5 separate regions of the Mus musculus genome follow, and regions 1, 2, 3 and 5 are each linked to region 4. The links are chromatin loops, found by intact Hi-C in ENCODE. Cell type or tissue: heart. All regions are shown on one strand. Region 1 has its middle 15 kb from the start of Lbx1. Region 2 overlaps Btrc (beta-transducin repeat containing protein). Region 3 has its middle 26 kb from the start of Tlx1. Region 4 holds the start of Gm41856 (a long non-coding RNA gene). Region 5 overlaps Btrc (beta-transducin repeat containing protein).

The links. A loop is a pair of places that touch in the nucleus more often than their neighbours do. Peaks named below come from ENCODE experiments on the same cell type or tissue, not always from the same donor. Only the 100,000 strongest peaks of a DNase experiment are listed, where the experiment ranks them.
Region 1: a loop joins it to region 4, with 7 times the contacts of the local background. A loop is called at or near these places in 38 of 42 quality-filtered maps.
Region 2: it touches region 4 in a loop (5-fold over the local background); 14 of 42 quality-filtered maps call a loop at or near these places.
Region 3: a loop joins it to region 4, with 5 times the contacts of the local background. A loop is called at or near these places in 8 of 42 quality-filtered maps.
Region 5: it touches region 4 in a loop (8-fold over the local background); 15 of 42 quality-filtered maps call a loop at or near these places.

Annotation. Positions count from the first base shown.
Region 1 is chr19:45,218,893-45,223,892 of GRCm38, reverse strand. No RefSeq gene overlaps it. Among named protein-coding and RNA genes, the nearest start is that of Lbx1, 15 kb to the left of the region's middle. In heart, CTCF peaks have their summits at 1,337 (motif pointing left), 2,568 (motif pointing left) and 3,188 (motif pointing left); DNase peaks (open chromatin) are centred at 2,562 and 3,162; H3K4me3 peaks cover 1,489 bases; H3K27me3 peaks cover 3,791 bases.
Region 2 is chr19:45,433,409-45,438,408 of GRCm38, reverse strand. The region is part of intron 2 of Btrc (beta-transducin repeat containing protein); the gene reads right to left. Among named protein-coding and RNA genes, the nearest start is that of Btrc, 72 kb to the right of the region's middle. In heart, a CTCF peak has its summit at 2,138; a DNase peak (open chromatin) is centred at 2,158.
Region 3 is chr19:45,174,680-45,179,679 of GRCm38, reverse strand. No RefSeq gene overlaps it. Among named protein-coding and RNA genes, the nearest start is that of Tlx1, 26 kb to the right of the region's middle. In heart, CTCF peaks have their summits at 2,559 (motif pointing left) and 4,713 (motif pointing left); DNase peaks (open chromatin) are centred at 2,489 and 3,269; H3K4me3 peaks cover 362 bases.
Region 4 is chr19:45,543,107-45,548,106 of GRCm38, reverse strand. It overlaps Gm41856 (a long non-coding RNA gene), which reads left to right and starts at 3,074. Exons shown (of 2, transcript XR_001782646.2): 1 at 3,074-3,143; 2 at 4,437-5,000. It overlaps Gm19639 (a long non-coding RNA gene), which reads right to left and starts at 4,446. Exons shown (of 2, transcript XR_386758.2): 1 at 2,656-4,446; 2 at 1,761-2,006. In heart, no CTCF peak of the experiment used is centred here; DNase peaks (open chromatin) are centred at 2,667, 2,926 and 3,386; H3K4me3 peaks cover 1,488 bases; H3K27ac peaks cover 823 bases; H3K27me3 peaks cover 3,703 bases.
Region 5 is chr19:45,484,610-45,489,609 of GRCm38, reverse strand. The region is part of intron 4 of Btrc (beta-transducin repeat containing protein); the gene reads right to left. Among named protein-coding and RNA genes, the nearest start is that of Gm19639, 57 kb to the left of the region's middle. In heart, a CTCF peak has its summit at 2,791; no DNase peak of the experiment used is centred here.

The sequences.
Region 1 (5,000 bases), 320 kb after region 4:
TCAACCCGGGCGGCGGCTGTAGCTCTGGCGGCAGAGCCTGTGTTCGCCTGCGCCGGCTTTTAGGGATGAGTTATGTGGCAATGAGCGAAGTAAATCTGCATGCGCAAAAGATGCTAATTACTCTTAATAGCCTACCCAGACGCCCCGAGACTGGAAACCCAGAAACGTAAATCTGCTCCCGATAAATATTTTTAATTGTGAAATTTCCTGGAAAGAAGGCTTTGGGTGCGCGGGCCGAGGCATTCGGCTTTGGAGGGAGGCCCTCAGCCCCCCACTCTGGAAGCCGAGTCTGGAGTCAGGGCTCCTCGCGGGGGCGTCGGGTGCGGGCCGAGTGACCAGAGTTGGGCTGGCCGGCGCTGGGTAAAGTTAGTGATGTATCGCATTAATTACCAGTGTGAGCTGCAAATGGTTCGAGGCCCAGGGAAAATTAATGGGAATCCAAATTCTAATTATGTAGCTGTTGTTAAAGAGTTTAACTAGATAGTCACGGAAAAAATTGGATTATACATAGAAATATGCAGCCAGCGCGCAGGCTCTAGGGAGCAGTCTTGGGGAATCACAACCAGGCAGCCCCTACCTACCCTTGCCCTCGAGGGTGCTCCTCCTCTGAGGGAAAGGAATAGATCCACCCCCACCCACCCACTCGCCCCCACCCCCGCCCCCGCGTATAAATAACGATCCCAGGAGAGCCTATGGCAGCGGCAGGGAGAATCTCAGGCTAGGTCCAGAGGCTGAAGGTCGGAGAGATGCGCTCTTGGTTGCAGAGGTGGAGTGGAGGTTCTGGCCTCCTGAGTCCCTTGGTCTGGGTAAGCTTTTGTGCCAGTTTCCTAGAAGGCGGATAAACCAAGAGCAGGCTAATCTACCATATACTTCTTTTTAAACGACAGAGTAGCCCTGGCTGTCCTCGAACTCACGGAGATATGCCTGCCTCTGCTACATCAAGGCTAGAATCTGTGCCACCTCCCCGGGGGCATACCCTGTTCTTTTGATAGTCGCATAATTACATCTGGGTGCTGTGGGCTTTTATTTTTTCCACTGTCAGTTTAAGGAAATAGCCACCAAACAGAAGCCCAATTACACCCGAAGCCTCGTCATTCACTTTATTAAGGACCCTGGATATGTTTCCATTTTCGCAGGAAATGAGGTCTGATCAAGCAGCACTAATACCTCTGGCCTCCAGGGAGGGGGTGGGGCCTTTCCAGGGCCAGCTCCCTCCCCCCCCCCGCCCCCCAGGCCCGGGAGGCAGTAGCGCCAAGCTGCAGGGCGGTGGGACGGGACGTCTTGGAGAGACAGATACCCAACCGCTCACTTGCTTCCTGGGCCACCTGCTGGGCAGAGGCTAGGCCCTGCGCGCCTGCAGCTGGCAATCTACGGGAAGCAGGTTCGAGGCTGGAAGGACCTTCAGTCCCAAGAGACAACAGACTTTCCAGGCTCGATATATTATTCCCCTAAGCCCAACAACTCAGATCTGGGGATCTGGGGTTTCTGCTAAGGTCCCTAGAGCAGGGCTTGGACCACCAGGGAAGCCCCTTGCCGGGATCCTGGGCATCTTTGCTTTAATCTTGTTTCTCTTTTCATGTTCACTCTGTTAGTTGAGGAGAAGCCGGTGAATCCCAGTCTCCCTAAGGAGTCCCTGTATTAAACCTGTGCGCCAGCAGCTTTTAGACTTGAATTTCCTAGATGGATGAATGTGATTAATGCTTGCCCAACTAGCCACGAGGCTACTTTGGGACCTTTGATGGTCTTCCTTCCCCAAGTCCGACTGAAATCACAAAATAAGGAATGGGAAGGGATGGGGGACGCTTTGGGTCAAACCTCAGAAGATGGAAAAGACTGGAGAGGGGTCACACAAGTTACAAGACAAAGTTTTTCCAATTACAGGCTGCCTGGGATGGGGTGGGGGTGGGAGGGGATGAGAGATTGACTCTGGAAAGGAAGAGAATGGCCGGCTCCCTCAGATGCTCTGGGAGGGACTAGACATTTAGAGTCTGTTTTCTCATCCTGAAGGGCATGAGGGATATTGTCATTTTTTTTTTTCTAAGTTTGGAACAGATTCTAGCTTGGGGTGGGAAAGGCTGAGGATATGCAAAGGAAGTGCAAAGAAGGAAACCCAGGGATTGGGAGAGTCCCGGGTTCTCACCTCCCTACCTCTAGTAGCAAGGGGCAGGCGAGCTCAGAAAAGCTGCTGCCACAGACCCAGAGTCTGCAGAAAGCAGGTGGTGTGAGCATTTCCTCCCTTTCCAAAGTCTAGATTCCGAAGAATTCTTTTGCCAGGGGCCGGCTGGTGGTCTGATGACAGACTGAGACCAAAGTCCATCCCAGCCCTAAGGGAATGCTGGGGCTCTCGTCTCTAGTCTTTGAGCACTCGCATACCTCTCGCCCCCGTTCATCTCTCCAGTGAAAGCCCTTGGTGAACGAAGGCTGCTTCCCAGTCCTTGATGTACGCAGGCTGTCCTTATGTTTCTGTGAGCAGCGTCCTCGGACCCTGACTTCTGTTTCTTTGGGGTTTCAAAGTCATTCCAGCCCCGCCCCTTTAAAAGCCCGCGCTTCTCCATGTCGCGGGCTTTGAGTGCCACCTAGCGGCACTTGTGGCGACACTCAGCAGCAAGCACCCTTCACCCACTTCTTTCTGATGCCGGATCTGAAACCCCAAACCCCATGCAGTAGCCGCTTTAAGCTCAAATCAAAAAGCCTTCGCTTCAAAAAGTGTTACTGTCCCTTCCCAGCACGTTAGGAGGCTTAGGAGGCGACGCAGCTAGGAATAACAAAATACTGCTGCGGGCCTTCCTTTGGAACCTGCAGATGTGGGAAACGCACTTTCAGGACTGGGTATTGGATAGAGCTGGGGGTCTACCCGATGTCTCGGCTTTTGGATAGTAAATCAACAAACAACAACAACAACAACAACAACCACCCCACAAAAATGAGAACAACAAAGGCTAGGTCTTTCTTGGGCTGAGGGAAAAGGCAACTTCTTCCTGAGGTTGTACACCCAAAGGGAAAGTTCGTAGTCGTTAATCATCCTTACTCTTACCCTAGATTCGCTCTTTCTGTCCTCATCCCCTCACTGGTAACAAAGACCCCTCTGACTCCTCAAATCCGCATACTGGGTCCCGCCTTTGCCTGGGAAAGGTTAGACAAGAGCTCCCTCTGCTGGTCGTGATGTGACACTGCTCGGGCCAGTGCGCTGCAAGGCAGTGAATTTTCAGATCTGCTTCAGGAAGGAGGACTTTTTTCCAAACAGAAAGAGAAGTTTTCGCAGGCTTTATGAGTCTTCACAGGGAAGCAATGGCTCAGAGCTCCACACCAATTTTGCATCAATCGTATCTCTTTTTCTTCCTGTGGCTGGCCCAACTACCCCCCAACTGACAGTGTGCCAGCAAGGTGGGAAAGATTAGGAATTTCTTCCCACATATCATAGCTAACTAACACTGTGAATATGCACAAGTTTTTTTGGTCAATTATGCATGTATAGATGCATGTATGTATGCATCCACATGTGTATTATGTATGCATGCATATGTGTATGTATGTATGTATGTATGTATAAGTGTATGTATGTATGTATTCAGTAACCCTTAGGCCACATACTCTCCTACCCTAGTCCAGACTGCCACCGTCTACTGATACTCCCTCCATGTCCAGGCACAGCTACCCTCTTCAAGGTCCCATCAGCTTCACTATACTTCAGGATATTCTCCAGGTCTGGGCATTAGGAGGTGCAAGGGCTCCGTGGAGGGCAGGATGCCCAGGGCACATAAAGGATGAAGTAGCACTAAGGCCACTGTGGGTCTATGTCCTTTTCTTAGGGCCTGTCCTTACTGGAGACGGAAGACAGCAGTGGCATGCCTGTGACAGAAGCAGCACTGAGCTTCCAAGTCCCTCTGTGACCTAAAATGATCTGACAACCTTCCACAGAGGCTGTTGCTCCATGTAGATCCCAGAGCTCTGGTCCAGGTCACTTCAGTCCCGTTCACTTTGTTCAGAGCCGGGTCCCATGGGTGAAGCTCAGAATAAGCCAGTCTATTGGGCTCTTGAGGTCCTCTTAGGCAGTAGAAATAAGAATCCTGAGCCCCTGGGCTGGTGAGATGGCTCAGTGGGTAAGAGCACCCGACTGCTCTTCCGAAGGTCCGAAGTTCAAATCCCAGCAACCACATGGTGGCTCACAACCACCCGTAATGAGATCTGATGCCCTCTTCTGGAGTGTCTGAAGACAGCTACAGTGTACTTACATATAATAAATAAATAAATCTTTAAAAAAAAAAATCCTGAGCCCCAGGCCTTAAGCAGCAAGAACAATGAGGGGACCCCTGTGCGCCCCACATTGCCCCCTTCTTGGGGCCCTTGGTGCATTTCCATGGTACAGACATCCTGGTGCCTTTGGAGTCAGTGCCTGGAACCAGGACACACCACGTCCCTGCACTACCCCCATGGAGGAGCTGCAGACAGTCAGCTGCCAGGGCCAGCCACATGCTAATCTGAACTGCAGAAAATTTGGATTCCAGGACCCCACTGCAGAGCCATGGAAAGAGATCACTGGGAACACCTGAGAAATGTCCCTAGTGTGGAGACTGTTTCCTTCTTTACCCATTTCCCAATCCTATTTTGTTTGGGTTTTCTTTTAGACAGAGGCTCTCTATGTATCCCTGGCTGGCCTTGAACTCTCAGAGATCCACCTGCCTCTCTGCCTCCCTAATTCCAAGATTAATCACTTGGGTCATGACACATAGACACTTTCCAATTCTTTAAAGTTACTTTTATGAAACATTCAACTTGTTGATCTTTGGGAGGAATGTGATACATTGATATGTTACAACTGAGCCATTGCTCTAGAAGCTTGGTCAACTTCCAGGTTTAAAACGAGGCAAAACGGGGCTGGAGACTTAGCTGGCTTTCACGGTGCTGCCAAGAGACTGCGCTTTCTTCTCAGGTTTAAGAGGGAGTTTTTGAAAAGTTTGTGAGTTCCTTCGAGGTATCTACAAAAGCTCACCCTGTTCCTT
Region 2 (5,000 bases), 110 kb after region 4:
AAAATATTGGCATATTCCCAGGGCTAAGGAGCTGGCGCATGGGTAATCAGAGCTAAGCCTGTAATTCTAGCAAAGGGTGTAAGTGAATCCAAGGGCAAGCTTCTGGCCAGCTACATTTGCAGGACTGGGGAGACCCAGCCTGAGCAAAAAGATGAAAATAGGGGGCTGGAGAGATAGCTCAGTGGTTAAGCTCACTGGCTGCTTGTACAGAGGAGCTGGCTCAATTCCTAGCATCCACATGGCAGCTCAGGACTTTATAACTCCACTTGCAGGAGATCTGGAACCCTAACACAAACATGCGAACAGAACACCAGGGCACATAAAATAAATATATCTTAAAAAGTAGATGATGACAATGGATCACAATGAAGGATGACATCTGTCAATCTGGCTCATGTGCATGCACACTCACACATACACACCCTACAGACACACATTCATATTCAATACAATATTGGCAAATTCAAACGTATTTTAGTAATGAAAACCATAAGAAAAAAATTACAAGTTTTTCTGTGCTTTTTGCCTCAACTGAAAGAAAAGTTTCAAAAGGTCAGAAAGGCACCCAATGGCACTTTCTGATTAATGAAATGGCAGTGCACACACATTCCATATATCCAGTGAGTATTATATGAGTATATCTGCATATTAATGTATAATTCTGTTAAGAGATATTTTACAAGTTAGAATGCCTAGAGTTAAACCACAATATGGTTCATAATGCTTTGTTGGTTTGGTTTGGTTTTTCGAGACATGGTTGCTCTGTGTAGCCTGGCTGTCCTGGGACTTGCTATGATCAGGGTGACCAGGCTGGCCTCTAACTAAGAGACCTGCCTCCCTCTTCCCTTGAGTGTTGGGTGTGCGCCATCACTGTCTGGCCATTTGTTGTTGTTGTTGTTATTCTGTTTGTTGCTGTTTGAGACGGGATCTCTCTGTGCAGCCTGGCTGGTCTGGGACTTGCTGGGAGGTTGGCCTTGAACTCACAGAGATGCCTTTGGAGCTTACTTTTCGGTGCTGGGGCTGAAGGTGTGTATCTTCCTCGCTCCAGGCTTGATCTGTCTTCTGTTGCCTTCTGTGCTGCACAGAATTACATTGCATGATGTCTTTAGAAATTATTAAACTGTGCTAAATGTGGTGTCAAATGCCTATTACTTTAGCACTTAGGAGGTAGAGGCAAAAAAGAAAAAAAAAAAAATCAAGCATTTAAGGACAGCCTTAGCCACAATAATCAGTTCAAATCAGCCTCAGCTGAGATGCCTAACCTTGCCCCAAGGAAGGAAGGAAAGAAGGGAGGAAGGAAGGAAGGAAGGAAGGAAGGAAGGAAGGAAGGGAAGGAGGAAGAGAGAGAGAGAGAGAGAGGAAGAAAGGGAGGGAGGGAGGGAGGAGAGAGAGAGGAAGAGAGAAAAAGGAAGGAAGGAAGGAAGGAAGGAAGGAAGGAAGGAAAGAAAGAAAGAAAGAAAGAAAGAAAGAAAGAAAGAAAGAAAGAAAGAAAGAAAGAAAGGACGCAGACAGACAGAAAAGATTACCTACTTCACTGTGGAGGGTTTCAAACACACCCAAAATTATGTTAAAATTATATTTAAGCCATCTAGTAATTAATTTTTCCTATAGAAAAATTTCACTTTATGTAAGCAGAATCATATACTTGGCAAGATCTCATAACTTCTTTGGTTGCTTTGCTTTGTCCTGAGACAAGGCCTCATAGCCCAGGCTGGTCTCAAATACCGGGATCCAAGTACTGGAATTACAGTTCTGTGCTGCGCCCAGCTCACATCACCTTTAAATTTGTTCATTGCTGGAACGTAGTTCTTACCACCAGAAAGAAGTTATATTCAGGAATACTAATAAACCTTGTATTACTCATCCTGCCTAGTACACTAAGACAATTTATACAGAAAAAAAAAATGCCAGAATCAGTTTTTACAAATTAAAGGTTAGAAAACTTTAATTCAATTGAATAATTACTTTTGTTCATAAAAATTCTTTAATAAAATACATCTTAGCCATAAGAAATTAATCAGATGCTCCCCCCACCTCAATTCATAATTGTAAACATATTTGAGGACCTTTTGAACTAAGCAGGGTGGGGTTAGACTAAGGTCACTCTAAATCACATGACTACCTTCTCTTCCCTGGAGACCATGGAGTAGTTCCAGGGACTGCCATTAGAGAGCAGCACAGTACACACCATCAGTCAGAGCTCTTAACATTTCTCCCACTAAGGCTGGAATATATTCTCATTCTCTCCTCTCTCTCTCTCTCTCTCTCTCTCTCTCTCTCTCTCTCTCTCTCTCTCTCTCTCTCTCTCTCTCTCTCTCTCTCTCTCTCTCTCTCTCTCTCTCTCTCTCTCTCTCTTCAATTAGTGCAGTCAACAACTCCAGAAAAGAGTAATTCAATTAGTGCATTGTGGAGCTCTACAATACCTCTAAGCAGATGTTCCCCATCTTTGGGAACTGGAGCTAGGTTTCAAATACCTGTACGACTTAGATAACACCACTACATTACATCATTTGTCAAAGTGCTTACATATGATTCTCTGACTTCAAGGAAAAGACGAGAAAACAAACCTAGGCTAGCCTCTTAGAAAGGTTCTTATCAACGTAAACAAGTATAGAATTTTAGGCTGCAGTAATTCAGTTACATTTTCTAAATTATATTTATAACAAAATGCATCCTAGTACTCAAAAGGCAAGATCTCAAGTATGAGATCAGGCTGGGCTACAATGTAAGACCCTCTCTCAAGCAATTCAACAAAGCCAGAGGAAACCCCTCTCACCAAAGGCCAACTCTACCTCACTATACTTCACACAATATAATTGTAGAGGATTTTCCTGTTGTTATGCAGTGCTATAGCTTGGACCTGAGGCTTTCAATATCCCTCGCATGCACACTATCACTGAGCCACACCCCCAGGCCTCTTACTGTCTGCTGTTCTTGCCACAGTGTATGTAGCCATGCATTCCATACTGCAATGATGGTGGTGTCAAGATGGGGGTGTATTCACAGGAGGACAACCAGAACGCTGATCCCAAAATATGGCTATGAAAAGGACAGAAATCATGGCTGGTATTTTCCAAAGAAACAACAGAATTGGAAACAGTCTACGTGGGTAACGTGGATAAAGCAATCTTACAGCTCTCAACACATAAACAGACTTGTCATTCAGAATCCAGAAAGATCAGTCTCAGGACCCTCCAGTCCTCATCCTCCTAGCAAAGTATAGGAATCTCAAAAACAGTATATATTTGCATACAGCGTAGACACGTCCTCCCAAATAATTATGTCTAGATTACTTAACACCTATTAAATTGCAACTGTTATTCATATAATTGCTGTGCAGTATTGTTTAAGGGATAATACCAAGAAAAAAGTCTACTCGGTATACATCACTGGCCTAACTTCATTTTCGGCTTCAAAACTGGCTGACTCTGCACATGTAAAACCAAGGATATTGGGGATGGGAGACAACTGGTTATGAACAATTATTCCATATTACTACAAAACACTGTCGGGAACAATGAGTGAACTAAAGTTTGACTCCTTGAAAGAAATCTAATACAGCAAACAAAGGAAAGAAAAGAAACCTCGTGTCGACACTTCTCGCACATGGGTCGAGATCAGCACAGATTGGATGACTCCCTGACAAAAACCAATCGTAAAGAGGACATGTGACATACTGTCCTCTGGTGATCTTTTGAACCCTAAAGCTAATTCTCATAAGGTGTGATGCTGTGAAAGCCCTCAGCGTCTGAGCTGTTAACTAAAGCATTTATAATAAATACAGCATGGGAAGAAATGTTGTGGCCTCCCTGTATTAGGATCATTTCTTACATTCCAGATTTTCTTTATTTAAAAGAATGGTTGCAGGTTGGAGAGGTGGCTCAGCAGCTGACAGCACTGGCTGCTCTTCCAGAGGTCCTGAGTTCAATTCCCAGCAACCACATGGAGGCTCACAACCATATATAGGGGGATTTGCTGTCCTCTTCTGGCATGCAGCAGAATACTCATACATGAAATAGATAAACTAACTAACAGAAAGATTTGTTTCCTTTCATCTTCTGAAAATCAGTGAATGAGAAATCAATTTCCAGAAGAGTGTTTTTTTTTTAATCCCCCACTAAGTTAGACAGTGGGATCTTATAGCTTATAAGCAAGTGTTACGTCAATATGTGTGTTTTCAAACTACAGAGCAATGACTCGTTCTTACTGTCCTTGGTTTGGGCCTTACTCTCTAAGCACTCGATTTCTACAAGTAGCATGCAACTCTGGATACAGGGGTTAGGAGCTATTAGGAGGATTTAGTTCAATGCAGAGCACGTGAGCATGGCCAAGGCCCTGGGTTCAATTTTTCAAAAAAGCACTGACTGCTCTTGTACAGGACCAAGACTCAGTTCCCAGCACCCACGGGGTGACTCACGGCTTCCTGTAACTCCAGTTCTAGGGGATCCAACACCATCTTTTGGCCTCCATGGGCACTGTGCACACATGGTGCAAATGCAGACAGACAAAACACTGGAGTAAACAAAACAGTTCTTCTTAAGTGTTACTATAAAATACAAATTTTGCATATTAAAGTATTTTTCTTACTAAAATTTCAGTCTTTGATAAATTCACCATTTGAGTAATATCAAAATAGTGGAGGTTGGGCTGGAGAGATGATCAAACAATTAAGAGTATATTTGCTTTTCCAGAGGACCTGCATTCGATTCCCAACACCCACATGGCAGCTCACAACTGTCTGTAAACCCATACTCTAATACAAACATAAATGCAGGCAAGACACCAATACACATAAAATAAAAATACATTTAAAAAAAAGCAATGTAGGTTTGGGGCTGGTGAGACAGCTCAGCAGGAAAAGCCCGACTTTAACCCCACAAAGAGAGGAGAGGAACCTGTGGCAAGCTGTCCTCACCTCCACATACACGCCCTACACATATGGAATTCAAAATTTTAAAAATCTAACCAATAAACAAACACACACACAGTGGGTGAACTTG
Region 3 (5,000 bases), 370 kb after region 4:
CTCCGAGCCCCAATATCAGCCATTATCAGTAATGCAAAGTTATAACCGTGAGTTGGCATGAAGTGAGACGTGTAAAAAGCCCAGTGGAACAGAATTAAGGATTTGCATGTGAACATATGGCAAGTAACAGAGGGAAGCTAGCTGGCCTAACTTCAGGACAGCTAGGGCTACACAGATGGGTCTTGAAAAAGAAAACAACTGACCAAACAAAAAGTGTATGTAGTTTCATTCCTTGTGTGAAACTTTCAAGAACGGCGAGCACACCAGACTGCACTGTGGAGGGTTGCAGCCAAGGGTAGTGAGCTACAAAGGAGGCATCACCATGGTAACACTGTCACTAGCTGATCCTGGGAAGGGGTGTGGCAGGGACCTGGGAAGCAGAGAATATTGTTTCTTGACCACATGTTCATCTCATAGCTAACAGCTGCAGTGCACAAGTCCGTTGTATGGTCTTTTCCTTATTACCCCGTGCCTTCTCATCTTATTTATTTATTTATTTATTTATTTATTTATTTATTTATTTATTTATTTATTGTTTTGAAACAGGGGTTCCCAACTGTTCTGGAACTCACTCTCCAGACCAGGCTGGCCTTGAACGCAGAGATCTGCCTGCCTCCCAAGTGCTGGGCTTAAAGGTGTGTGCCACCATGGCCCAGCTTGTTTTTCATTTTAAATATGGTTTCTTTGGGTGCATCTGTAATGAAATGGGCACAGAGAGTTGAGCATTTGTGCCTACTTTGTCACACGCACACGCGTGTGTGTGCACACACTACACGCACACATGCACACACACGCAGGCATGCACACACACACTGCACACACACACTACACACACACTACACACAGACACACACACACGCACACACACACCCTTATCTGACAGCTTTCCAGGAACTTAGCTTCAGAACCAAGACTCTCATCTACCTCCCCCCACCCCCTTGCTTTTCTGGATAGCTGGAGCACCTTTGGCACAGTGTCTGTCACATCCCAAGGTTAGTTCATCTCTTTACTGTCATGGATATTGACAGAACCAGTGCCCAAGGGATGGAGGCTCAGGTCCCTCTGGGGCCCAGGAGGCTGCCTCTGTGGTGCTGAGGCAGGCACAGGTGCCTGAGGGGCAGACAGTGACAGAGCAAGTGACAAGGGAGGTCTGGTTACTGCTCCTCTCGCTGGAAAGGCTCTCCCACAAGGCTCACACTGTATCTGACTCCTTAGCGTTAGCATCAGAAGAAGGAAGAGGACTACCAGACTTCCTGTTCTGGTAGTCCCACCCAAACTGTTTGCCTATCTTCAGCTCTGCCTTTCTTTTTCTTTGTTAAAAATTGACTAAGTCCAATATATATATATATGATTTATTTATTTATTTTATGTATATATGAGTACACCGAGCCACCATGTGGTTGTTGGGAATTTAAATTCAGGACCTCTGCTTGCTCCGGCCTAAAGATTTACTTATTATTATATCTAAGTACATTGTAGCTGTCTTCAGACACACCAGAAGAGGGCGACAGATCTCATTACGGATGGTTGTGAGCCACCATATGGTTGCTGGGATTTGAACTCAGGACCTTTGTAAGAGCAGTTACACTTAACCGCTGAGCCATCTCTCCAGCCCCCAGCACTGCCTTTCTTATCTCAGAGTCTCAACTTGCATCCATAAACCTTCCAAGGCGAGTCTTTGATGGTAAAGGGAAGAAAATCATGGAAAGCCTGGGAATATGTCCTCCTGGAACACCTGGTCTTTCCAAACATTTATAACAATCTAGTTCTTGGCACTTGTTTCCTGGATGGAGGCATGTGACCGAAGCCGGTCAGCAGGCCTCATTCTATAATTTATCTACTTTAATTTTATGTGCATTGGTGTTTTACCAATTGGTGCATGCATGTCTGTGTGAGAGTGTCAGATCTGGGACTTACAGACAGTTGTGAACTGCCAAGTGGGAGCTGGGAATCAAACCTGAGACCTCTGGAAGAGCAGTCGGTGATCTTAACCGGCTGAGCCATCTCTCCAGCCCCAGCAGGCTTCGTTCTAAACCGTGTCTGCCTAAGATCCTCTCCAAAGCCGCGTGGACAGAGACCATACATCACACATCTCTAACCCAAGAAAAACCTTTGTGGGAGACTCCTCCTTCCTTCTGTGTGGGAGTGGCTGGGGGCGCGGCTGGGCACCAGCTTCATGGATGCGAAGCCCTCTTGGCAGAGGATGTTTTTCTAGGAGACAGGCCTTGTGGATGTTTGGTCCAGTGTGCGCGCGGGGAGGGGTGGGGGTGGAGGACAGTGAAGAGATAAAAGAGATAAGCGGTGCGGGGGAATTGGAGCTGTTCTGAGGTGGTAAGTTTAGAGAAAAAAAAATCCGGACTGTAAGAGAGAACACCATAGCCAGGCTGTTAGGTACGGTCTGTTCTGGCACACACACTGAATTTAGCAGGAATTGCCCGGATTCTACATCACCCTCTGATTTCCTTGAGTGTAAATAATCAGTCCCTAGTGGAGAAGCGTTTGGCAGCTGTGGGGAAGAGCCCAGGAATCGCCGATGACAGGGCACGGGCGCCCTCTTGTGGCTCGTTAAAGTGATGGCAGCCTTGAGCATGAGCGTCCTCATAATCTTAGGAAGCTCTTTTTGTTTGTTTTGTTTTTTCGAGACTGGGTTTCTCTCCTGGACTCGTTTTTTTTGTAGACTAGGCTGGCCTCGAACTCACAGAGATCTGCTCGCCTCTGCCTTCCGAGTGCTAGGGTTAAAGGTGTATGCCACCATACCTGACCGTTCTCACCAGCCGTTCTGCCATCGCCTGATGAAGACAAGGCCCCACCAATGCTTTCATCCTCCTCCGACCCTCAGGTGCCCCTAATCTCAAGACCTGGCAGAAGCCATGTTTGTGCAGTAACACCGCTTCTCTTGACTCTGGCCATCCCATGCGATCGTCTGTACCAACGGATCATAACTTTCTCAGGCACCTTGCTTTCTTTATAAACATCCCTGGAAGAGAGAGGGGCAGGATAAAGAAAACTTAAATGGATACAAGATGAGGAGGGTGGGTTCCGGACACACCCTCATCGAAGCCTTAGTGACCTCAGAGCTCCAATGACCAGGCAGCCACATTGTCACTGTCCTAGGGAGAACGTCTCTGAAGACCACAAACCCGGAAGTGACGGAGGCTTCCCTCCGGAAAGCACCACATGACTCTGCAGTATTCCTTCACACCAACAATTCCTCATTAGGAAGTTATATAACCACAGAGTGTTGGTTCTGGGTGTGGCCACAGACTGGCAGCGGATAACATGACTCAGCGGGGAACCCCATGAGGCCATTGACCATGATGCTAAACTTAGCAGGGTCAGGGAACACACAGCTGGTCTCTATCTCTCAGGACTTTGCCTTTCATAGGGTTTTCATAAGTAACCCTGGCCTCTCCCTGTCGGAAGTTCTCTCATTAGTCATCTGCACCAAGGGATAGTGATGATGGCGGCCCCAGAAAAACCCCAGGCCTTCCACCCCTTTTTTACACTTCCAAGGCACTGGGAAGATTCTTAACTGCCTGGTTTTGCAGGTGAAGGAATTGAGACACAAGGAGTCTTAATAACTTCTGTCTCCCCAAGCCTCGTTGTATTCTCACACAACTCAGACCTTGTATAAAAGAGTATCGAGTGAGCCTTCTATGCCTTTGTCACCTGTCATAGTTTGCTTTCTGTTGTGTGATTAACAGCATGACCAGAAGTAACTTGGGAAGGAAAGGGGTTAATTTCACCATACATCTCACAGCTGTCTGGGGGGAGGGGGAGGACTCAGGCCAGGGACTCAGGGAAGGGACTCAGGGAAGGGACTCAGGGAAGGGACTCAGGGAAGGGACTTGGAGACAGGAGCAGAAGCAGAGACCACAGAGGAAGAAGTCTGCTTACCGACTGGCCTCCCATCAATCACTCAACTTAGTTTTTTCAAACAATCCAGGACAAAATGCCCAGGGGTGGCACCACCAATGGTAGGTTAGGCCCCCTCACCTTTATCAAAAAAAAAAAAAAAAAAAAAAAAAAAAAAGCCCTACACAGCATCCCCTGCTCTCTGGAGGACCAGTGCTGTTATTTCTGGGTATTTCTTTACAGATTTTCTATCCACGTGAGGATGTACGTGTCTCCTCTCCATAGAGCACCTGCCCTGTCCCGCACCATATCCTAAACCAGACAGCAACTCCTGAGTAGTTCCACAGCAGTGCGTGTAGAACCAGTAGTCCTTTCATTATGGCTGCCCGCTAGTGCCCCGACAGAGCTAATGTAACTTGTTTCCCGCTCTTCTAATGATGGAATCTGCCTCCCATCTTAGAAATCATTAGCAATATTCCAAATGAATAGTTCTGCATGCACTGTTCCACACACATGCATGTGGATCCAACCTTCGTACGTCTTTGTCCTCATGTGTTCCGCTTGTTTGCACACGTGTTTGATCATTCACTCACGAAGATTCTGAGGACACAGAGACCAAAAGTACAGGGTACCCTCCTGGAGCGGCGCGGCCTTGGGGGAGATGGTGAGAGGCGTGGAAGAACTGGCTTTCTCTAAGCTTCTAGATAGGTCCTGGCCTCATATAAATCACATTCTCCCTCCTACGATGCTGTACCCTTCTCAGGTTTTCTGTTCTATTTGTCAGTTCCCCTCAGGGCAGATTCTGAACAGGGGTTTTGGAAATATGATACTATGGACAGCGTGGGAGAGCGCCCCCTTGTGGAAAGGTGCCAGTACTGCATGCCTGTCTTTCCTGAGTCTTCCTCACTGACTCTAGGACCCCATTTTCCTAATGTGCTGAAGACAGAAATGAAGAGTCCTCAAATCCTGCTGCCTTCTACTAGAGGATGGAGGACAATCCTATACCAACACTTTTAAGGTACAAAATCAACAGAAGAAATATAGAATCGGAAGAATGTATATGTGTGGTTAAAAAAATGAAGGGCTAGTTGGAGATAAAGAAATAGATCCACAAAAATATGATTGGGAGGGGCAACCAGATGTGT
Region 4 (5,000 bases):
GCATGGTCCCTAGGGACCTGGCCTTTAGAGAGTGGGCAGAGCATTCTGCTCTAGGGTGTGAGCTCTCTCTCTCTCTCTCTCTCTCTCTCTCTCTCTCTCTGTGTGTGTGTGTGTGTGTGTGTGTGTTTTGATTTTTGGTTTTTCGAGACAGGGTTTCTCTGTATAGCCCTGGCTGTCCTGGAACTCACTTTGTAGACCAGACTGGCCTCAAACTCAGAAATCCACCTGCCTCTGTCTCCCAAGTGCTGGGGTTAAAGGCGTGCGCCCCCACGCCCGGCTTGTGTGTGTGTGTTTAAATGATTTTATTTTTATGTACATTTGTGAGCTGCCATGTGGGTGTTGGGAACTGAACCTGGATCCCCTGGAAGAGAAACCAGTGCTCTTAACTGCTGAGCTGTCTCTCTAGCCCCTGGGGTTATATTGTATTACATAGCAAAGGGGACATTATCTAACCATACAAGCCCCTTAAAAGGAGAGCTGCCTCTGGTTGGTGGCAGGTGGAAGGGCGGTGGACGAGAGATCTGAAGCATGAGCAGGAACTCTGGGGGCCTCAAGGAGCAGTGGTGCTGATGCAAGAAACAGTCCCCACAGCCATCAGGAACGGATGCTGCCAGCCACAAACGTGGGCATGCGAGGACTTTTTCTTTAGAGCCCTACTGGGATCCCAGGATAACCAGGACTCTCAATCCAGCCTGTGGGGCCCTAAGTAGCGAGCTCAGGCAACCTGACCTGAGTTTCTGCCCTGCACCACGGCTGTTGGAAAGGGCCAAGAGTGTGAACGTGTACTGTGTAGCAGTTAGAGGAGATGCACAAAGCCTAGGGGAGCCTTAGGAAGCTCCTGTAATGGTGAAGCTGGGGGAGGTGTGGAGACTCCACTCACACAGCTCCCTGCCCTCCAGATTTCCCAGGGCAATAATTGCTCCCAGTTTCCAGACTCTTCCGTCTCTTCTGCGGCTGATCATGGAATCAGATCCTTGTAAGCACTTCAGTGTGTGGCGTGTGCATCTGTGGAGCCTGGAACCTGGATGGAGTCGCTGTGAGCACTAACCAAGAGTTATACCCGTGCAGACAGCTTCTGCAGAAACTTCCAGCACACAGACATGAGCAAGCAGAGTGGTCTGATTGTGTGGCACCCTTCCCAAAAAAAGCGTGTCTCTCCTTCCCAAAATGGCATTTCAAAAATTTATTCATGGGACATGGATACCAAGAAAAAAGAAGTTTGGGGTCCCATGGGACTTGTTAGAAAGCTGGAAAGACCAGTTAATACTGAGCAAGCTATAAAAGGAGACTTGGGGAAGGGCCCTGAGCTACCTGTGCCACACACCTGGTTTATTTCAGCAGTTTTACCAAGCCCTACTTAGCTCAGCCCTACATGTGGATATGCAGTCTCCAGCTAGATTTTGTTTTGTTTTTGTTTTTTTGAGACAGGGTTTCTCTGTGTAGCCTCTGCTCACTTTGTAGACCAGGCTGGCCTTGAACTCAGAAATCCGCCTGCCTCTGCCTCCCAAGTGCTGGGATTAAGGGCACCACCACCGCCCAGCTCCATTTTACAGATGGAAAGCCTGAGTCCTGGGCTAGAAAGATGGTTCAGGGGTCAAGAGCATGTATTGCTCTATCAGGTCCCGGTCCCTGAGTTCAATTCCCAGTGCCCACACCAGGCAGCACACGACTGCCTAAAACCCTGGTTCCCAGGGATCCAAAGCCGCTGCCACTGCAGGCATCTGTGCTCGTACATGCCTGTACACAGACAGACACACATGTCCCAGAGAGGTTCTTTTTATTGTCCCAAGTCATGCAACATGTGTCAGAGATGAATGTCACTCAGGTCTCCGTGATTCCGCCCAGCTGATTCCCTTGTTCCGCTCCGCACAGATCTCACTGAGCCTTTTGTCTCCCCTCCTTTCCTCTCGTCCCTCAAATCTGCAGAGAGAGTTGACGCTGACTGCCCTGAAACCAGGGTTCAGTTTGGCTTTGAGACTGGGTTTCACTATGGTAGCCCCAGCTGCCTGTGAAATGAGAATTCAACACAGCCTCCTGAAGGTGGAGTCTTACAGGCTACCCCACCAGTCTGGCTCAAACCTGGGCTTTGATTCGTGAGTTTCCTGCTCTGAGAGAGAATGGCCAGTTGTGTACACCATCATGAAAGAAGGAGTAAAGGCAATGCCACCTCCTGAGGCCTGCCAGAGTGGAGCACACACACGGACAAACCAATATATGCCTGCTCCACCTAGACAGGGCCCTCGGAGTCCTGCCCTGCGACACTGACACGTCTTCTCCTAACTCCCAGCTCCTCGGGGCCTCTGATGGATCCTGTCTCATCCCTTTGACCTTCTTGACATTGTTTGGAATACTTTTAGTTCAGTTTGATCAGGGAATCTGAATTTGGTCAGCCCACCCTCCCTGCTGGCCAGTCAAACACCAAGTTGGGAAGGAATCAACCCTGAGCTGTGTGCTCTCAAGCAGTATAATGGGGACTCTCAGAAGGCCGTTCCAGAAAGAGAACCTTGAACCCTGGGACTGTCCCTCCTCCCTATGGGAACACCCCAGCTTCCCACCCCATAGGTTAAAGACTTGAAGCCCTACTCCACTGCTTTAGAGAATCAAGGCTCTGGTGTCTCAGGACCCCCCTGGCCCTCCTTACCAGAAGAGACCTACCTGGCCTGCCAAGGTCTCTAGGGAGGTGGCAGGTGATGGATGACTGACCCATATGCTCCGAGCCTGGCCTGCCTCAAGTTCAGCTCTCTTGTCCTCGCTCCTCCAGTTTTGAATAGACAAAGGAATTTTCTGGAATCTTGGTGCAAGGAGTGTTCCAAAAGCAGGGGCATGCAGAGCTCCCGGCTGCCCTCCGTCTGTCCTACGGGACGGGAATATCCAGGGCGGGGACAGCGAGCGCGTTTCCTGAGAGGCGCCGGCAGAGGGTGCGCGAGGACCGGCGAAGAGGTCCGCTGCTAAGCCGGGCGAGCTCTTGAGAGGAGGGCCAAGCCACGCTCCTCTAGGACCCGGGCGCTAGGGAAAGGGTCCGGCTCCTCGAGTGCAGGTCCCGCCCGGTGCAGACGCAGATCCACTCCCTTCTGAGGGCGGAGAGACCCTTGCAGCATCCGTCTGGAGTAGGGAGGGACTGAAGTGACCGAGGAGAGAATCGGGTGAGACTTCTTCTCAGACTCATCTCGGGTCAGGACTCCGTGCCTCAGTTTCCCCTTCAGGATTTCTGTTCTTGTTGATGGAAGCTATAACCTGGAAGAGCTATGAGGGAGATGACCGAGGACAATCTGGTTACCCTTTTCTTGGCGCAGCCATCTAAACACACTTCAGCGGTGAAAGAGATGGACGGAGACAGGAGAGAGTGGCCGAGGGACAGGCACGCTGGGCAGCCCGGGGTTGGGAGGGAGCCGAGAAGGACGGTCACAAGGGCTGGGGCGGGTCCCTATGAGCCTGAGGGACGTCTGCTGCTACCCTTCCGGGCCGCGTTCAGCACTGACTCCTTCGCTCCTCTAGTCCCCCAACTTCTCCCCCCCCCCCGCCCCCGCCCCCCCCCCCCCCCCAGCGGCGGTGATTTATGGCTGGGCCAGACCTGGCGACCTTGGACGGATAACTAATGACGGGTCAATAACGCTACAGAAAAAGTGAAGTGAGAGAGAGCCGAGGCCCATCCCTTCTGCCCCCTTCCCATCCTCCACTTGGTGTCATTACTGAAGCCTCCTTGCAAGGGTGGGAGGCTCCCCAAGGCCAAGACCTTGACAGGTCTGGTGGTTAAGCCAGCTGAAATGGGGGTGGGGTGAGACCTGAACACACTGCAGAAACCCCAAGGGGAGGGCCACTTGTGTGGGTCCTAGGAGGAAGTCAGTTTCTGAGAAAGTAAAGGCATTTGAAATTGCTCCAGGCACGCCAGAAGGAGCCTTGGGAGGAAGGCTGTGCGGTAGTCAGCTGGCCCCACTTCTCCCTGTCTCTTTTCTTCGGCCAGTTCTCTATGTCCTCTCGCTCCTTTCCTCACCAGCTCCCAGGATGTCAGTGTTTGCTTCTGTTTTCCAGACACTTTGCCCGGGGTGGGAGTGGGGGTGGGGGTGGGGGTGGGGGTTTCCTGTTTGCATGAGAACTGGGGTGGCTGGGCATCTGAACTCATGTCTGCATTATCTGGGGAATGGACCAGTGCCTCCTTTTCTTAAATCTGCCAACTTCTTCGACCCTGTTTGAGATGCCCAGCTCCCACTTTATTTTAGAGCCCTGGGTGGATGTAAACAATCCAGACCTGCCTCGAGTTCCTGCCTCTCAAACAGCAGGCAAAGGCAGAGCCTAGGTGCCAATGTGGGCTTTTCTGTCTCCTGCCTGTGTGGGGACACCTTGAAGGGCTCTCACTGAGGACGCAGCAGAGGGAGATTCTGAGGCCTGCCATCTGACTCAATGCTTTAAACCATAATCTCCCCACTCCTCCACCCCAGGGTCCTGGTCCTTCCCCTGCTGGCTCCCCCTTAACTGTTGTCAGCTCTGACTCCAAAGAAGATACCCAAAGACACAGAGACAAGAACATTCTGCATCTAGATTAAACCTGTTAAACCCACAGAACTGCCTTGGACGTGCAGGGCAGTGGGAGTGGCCTCGTGCCTGAGGGTGCCAGACAGTCTCTGTGTCACAGGTGGACTCCTGTGGGAACATCTATCAAGGCATTTACAGATTCATTCAGTGGACCAAGAGCACATGGATGGATGCCCTGTGCTGGAGGAGCAGGGGCCACACCGAGGAGTCCGAAGGACAGCTATGTAAAGGGAGTGGCAAAGGCATCGACACAGGAGGCAGTGGTCCTAAATGTCCACCCATCCCTTATTCCACCTCCAGCCTTTTCCCTTTTCTAAGCCACAGGCACCACTTACTGCTCTCCAAACCTCTGTGCCACCTCATCCTGAAAACCTCAGGGGTCCCAGCTCCAGGTTTAGCTGCTTAATATTCAAGGTCCATCAAAACATAGGATACCCTGTTTAAAAGTTATAAGGAGTTTCGTGATGGAG
Region 5 (5,000 bases), 58 kb after region 4:
CAAATTTAAAGAATGACCACAAGCTGGGCATGATGGCTTGAGGCCTATAACTCCAACACTTGGGAAGGGGAGGCAGGAAGGTTTGAATTCAAGCCCAACCTGTATAATCTTTTTGAGATCTACCTGGGCTGCAGAGTGAAACTCACCTGTACAAAGAAAAAAATAATTTTTTAAGCTTAAAAATATTAAGTCTTCAGTTAAGAGTCAAAACTAAACCTCCAAAAAGAAGGAAGACCTATGTCAGCTCAACATTTCCAAACACCCTGGCACTATGGGAGACCCTAGGATGGGGCTGGGAGAAACCTGCCTCCTCACGCTGCCCCGCCTCACTCTGCCCCGCCTCCTCACTCCACCCCCCCACCCCCCTCTGCATCTGCATTCTTGCTGCTTGTGTACCACCCTCCTCCTTGCCAGGATTTAATAAAAGGTTTTCTAGAAAACCATCAGTAAATGAATGCTTATCTCTACTAAAAGTTCCTTTACTTGACACATAGAGGCAAAAGAAATGCTATACACCAACTGGTTTTATTTACTGGCAAAATCCAAGTAGTAGGACTGCACAAAGTCTACCAACAGGTATGAACCCCCTACGGCTTTATTATCAAGAGTTCAATATCATTCATGTCAGACAGTGATTGCTCTCTGTCCTTTTAATAGCTTGTTGTACTAGATGATTTTCTTTTGGACTCTGAAGGTTATCAACACGCCCACAGTTGGGGTGACACACTGCCACTCTAACAAACAAAGAGGACACACACTGGGCCTGGGTTTCCATTTGGAGAAATTAAGTTTCACTGGACATTAGAAACAGGCACCTGCTTCTATGAGAGAAGCACTTAAAACCTCATCATCACCATTATCATCTCGAGACAGGGTCTCTCTCTAGCCCTGGCTGTCCTGGAACTCACTATGTAGACCAGGCTGGCCTCCAACTCAGAAGAGATCCTGCCTTTGCCTCCTGAGTGCTAGCATTAGAGGTAAGCACTATGCTGGCTGACAGCAGTGTTTTTGGTAATGAACAATCCAGTGGGCCTGTGTTTTAAGTAAGAAAGGCTGGACAGTGGGCTGACCAGGACAGCAGCAGTAAGAAGACAGGCTAGTGATCAAGACATGTATGTTCATGCCTGTAATCTCAGCACTTGGAAGACTGAGGCAGGAGGATTGTTTCAAGTTACAGGCCACCCTTAGCTATGCAGTGAGGTACTGGCTCAAAGAACCAAAGAAAAAAACCCAAGCAGGTAAAAAAAGATTAAGACATTTTGGAGAGGATTTTTAGACTAACATCATGGAACCAGGGCACACTATGGAGGAAGCAAAAGACTGGACTGTTTTACAGTTAGGATTGAAGAGTCTCAGAGTGGCTCAAGATCAGGTCCAGTGTCAACTATGAACTGGGTGACCTTAGCAAGCCCTTCACTCAATCTCCCCCTTTTCTTCTTCTTTAACCCCAAAGACTTAACACCACTTGTTCCTGAGGGTTGATATAATAACAGGTTATGTGCACACACATAGATAACAGCATATATGTTCTTAACAAAGAAAAGAATTAAAAACAAAATGTACTGATGATATTAATGTCCTTACTGCTACTGAACTACATACTTAGAAACGGCTACATAGTTTCTAAGTTTCTTTCTGGGGAGAAAGTTGAGGGAGACACACTATAAAAACAAAGCCTGAGTAGAGACACAGGGCTCAGTGTGGATGCTTACTGCCTGTTCTCCTGGCTTTAATCTCAATCACTGGGCTGGGGGTGCAGGGGTGTGTGTGAGATGGAAGAACTACCATAAAACTACCCCCCTCTCTTACCCACACCCACGATAGGCGATATTTCTATCCTCTTCCAGAATGCTACAGTAAAGCCGGGCATGGTGACGCATGCCTTTAATCCCCGCATCTGGGAGGCAGAGGCAGGTGGATTTCTGAGTTTGAGACCAGCCTGGTCTACAGTGAGTTCCAGGACAGCCAGGGCTACACAGAGAAACTCTGTCTCAAAAAACAGAATGCTACAGTAAAAAAAAAAAAAAAAAAAAAAAAAAGGCCAGGCAACGCTAAGCACTGGCTGGCAGGGTAGAGGACAAAGGCTCTCTCATCCTCTGAGGCCAGCAGTTTCTAGTTTCTTTCCTAGTTTCATATACATGTGAATGTATTTCATCTACATATTCATGAAATCATACCTGTGAGTGTTTTTTTTTAATTATCAAAAGCTGAAAGAAACCCAAATGATTGCCTACAGTGAAATATATAAATGGTAAGAAACATCTACTGTGAAATATTACCAATGGGTATATACAGACTGCAATTACCTGCAACAACGTGGATGATTCTTAAATATTTTTTGCCCAACTGACCACATACTGTAAGGGCTGCATGCTCTGTGTTTCAGAGCCAGGCAGAGCTAAGATAAGGAGCCGGAGGTGAGGGTTATGTTATCCCCAGGAGGGCAGTAGCTGACTTGGGGCAGGGGTGGGCTGTTAGGTTCCCTCTCAAACAGCTAGACTGCTGTCACCCAGGCCTGTTCACTTTGAAGAAACTCATCAACTCCAGAAACTCCTAGCATCACTAGATTATATTCACACAATCGTCTGGTTCTTGATAGACTGTCCTAACCATTATTTTCTGATATAAAGAAAGGAGTCATTAAACTAAAAAATAAAAATAAAAAAATTTTTTTTTTTAATTTTACTACAAAAGAGCCTGAGATTCTATCTCCTATTGTGACCCTGTGGCCACTCACAGACAATGGTTCCCACATGCTCTGAGCAAGGTTAGAGCTCCCTCTAGCACTCTTAACTAAGGCAACACCGCAGGCCCTTACAGAGCTGACACAATTTGGTGCTGCCCACAGTTAAATGCAATATGGTGATTTTTATTTTTAATTTGCTTTAATTGTTGCTATCATATGAATAATTAATAGGCTGCTTATACCAGTTTTGTAAAGTTCACAGTACAGAAAGCCAGGAGAGAAATATCTACTTACAAAGGAGGCTTAAAAATGGTTATAACTGCTATAATATGAGAGAATTTGGAATATTTATTCATGATTTGTGGCAACATTATATTCTACCAACAAAGAAACATGCTACTAAAAGCACTTCCTACTAGAAACATCTCCCCATCTCCCCGTCTCATCTGCGCTGCTGGCTGCATAGCCACTGAGCCCACAGGGTTGCAGGAGTAAAGTAGGTCAGGGCTGGGAGGACCTTGCTCTTTGGTGGAGGACAACCGCAAGATGTGGCTGCAAACATTTAACCCAATTCCACCCACTCTAAGACAAGCCTTCACTAGCATTTACTGAACCCCTGGACAACAGAGGCTACTGAACTACCAGCCTACTGCGTCTAGGTTCTTTCCCATGTCTTTGAAAACTCCTTTCGTCACTGGGACCTCAGCCAGTGAGAATTATGACTGTATCAATGACTCTACCCAACAAAGTCTACTTCATGCTTGAGTGTCATCACAAAGTATAGTTTAGACACAATATTGTAATCCTACACAATCTACATAGAACTTGGGCCAATGCTGAAAGTTCAACAACTGTAGCATGTATCTATATAGTCCTTCTGGGAAAGCAGCCAGAAGCAAAGGGGTCATTTTTCACTGCTGAATTTCAACCCCACACACTGCAAGAAACACTGCTTACTAAAATTCTTGTCAAAAATCAATACACATATAACATCAGATAATAAGTTCCTTGAACCATGAGGAATGAAAAAAAATACAGTTTTCTTAAAGGTAAATTCATTAAGGAAGACTAATGGGGACTATCCTATAGCTTGCATTCAGAAAATTAAGAATTTTTTGAATAATGATATGAAACAAGCTTTAGCTGTTTTAAAAATGACCCTCTTTATTTATTTATTTGTCTATTTGTTGATTTGTTTTGTGTGTGTTGGGGGCACGTGTGGAGGTCAGAGGACCACCTGTGGAAGGCAGCTCTCTCCTACAGTGTGGAACCTGGGGACTTAGGTCATTCAGTACTATAACAAGTACCTTTACCTACTGAGCCATCTCACCAGCCCCCCTCCCCCTTTCCCTCCCTGCATGAGCAGTGCGAGCAGTGAGTGAGCACATGTGAGTGGAGGCCAGAGGGGGCCCTTGGTGTCTTTCTCCATCTCTCTACACCTTTCTTACTGAGCTTTCTCAGTTTGAATCCACAGCTCACCTATTTGTCTAGTAAAGTGAGCTAGCTCCAAAGAACCCATCTTTGTTTGCTAGCATATCACAGGGGTCCCCGACACCACCGGAATTGATGTGGGTCTTGAGGATCTAAACTTCAGGTCTCATGCTTGAGTTCTTTACCAAGATGAGTCGGCCCTTAGCCCTCATTAGCATTTTCTTTTTTTTTTTTTAAGTATAAAAATTCCTTTCAAAAGTAAATGAAGCTAATGCAGTAGTGTGATCTCTGCACTCAGGAGGCTGAGGCAGGAAACTGCATAATTTACAGACTAGTCAGGGCTACACACTGAGAACCTTGCAAAAAAAGGGGGGGGGGCTGGGGACGGAGACAGAGAAGGAAACTGAAGGAAGTATTATGTGTATGTGTGTGTGACAGAGTAGTATATTTGTGATGAAGGAAGTTTAGCAATTTTCTAAAGTACATTTTTACCATTTTACTTTTATTATTTGAAAAGATGAATAGCAGCCTGTGTGACTCCTCGCTCATGTCCTGGCACCAAGCCTGTATATGGTAGACATCAGTCTTTTCTTCACATTCCATAAAGCCACCTTAGTTTGGTCACATTAACATGGCCACAGTGATTCCAAAGGCAGATCAAACCAGGAGTGAAATATCAGCTGAAGCAGTTCTTCATCAACCGATAGAGCCTCAATCACAACGGCGCCTTCCTCAGACAGGAGTCACTACAGCTTCCTTTCAATTCACCTGTGTCTGCTGGGAGCTCTATCATCAACTAGAACAAGAGTGACAGCTCTAAATGAACACGACAGAAAAGCTAGTGGATGCTGCCTCTTGGTTTAGCCATTTCGCTCTCTTTTGT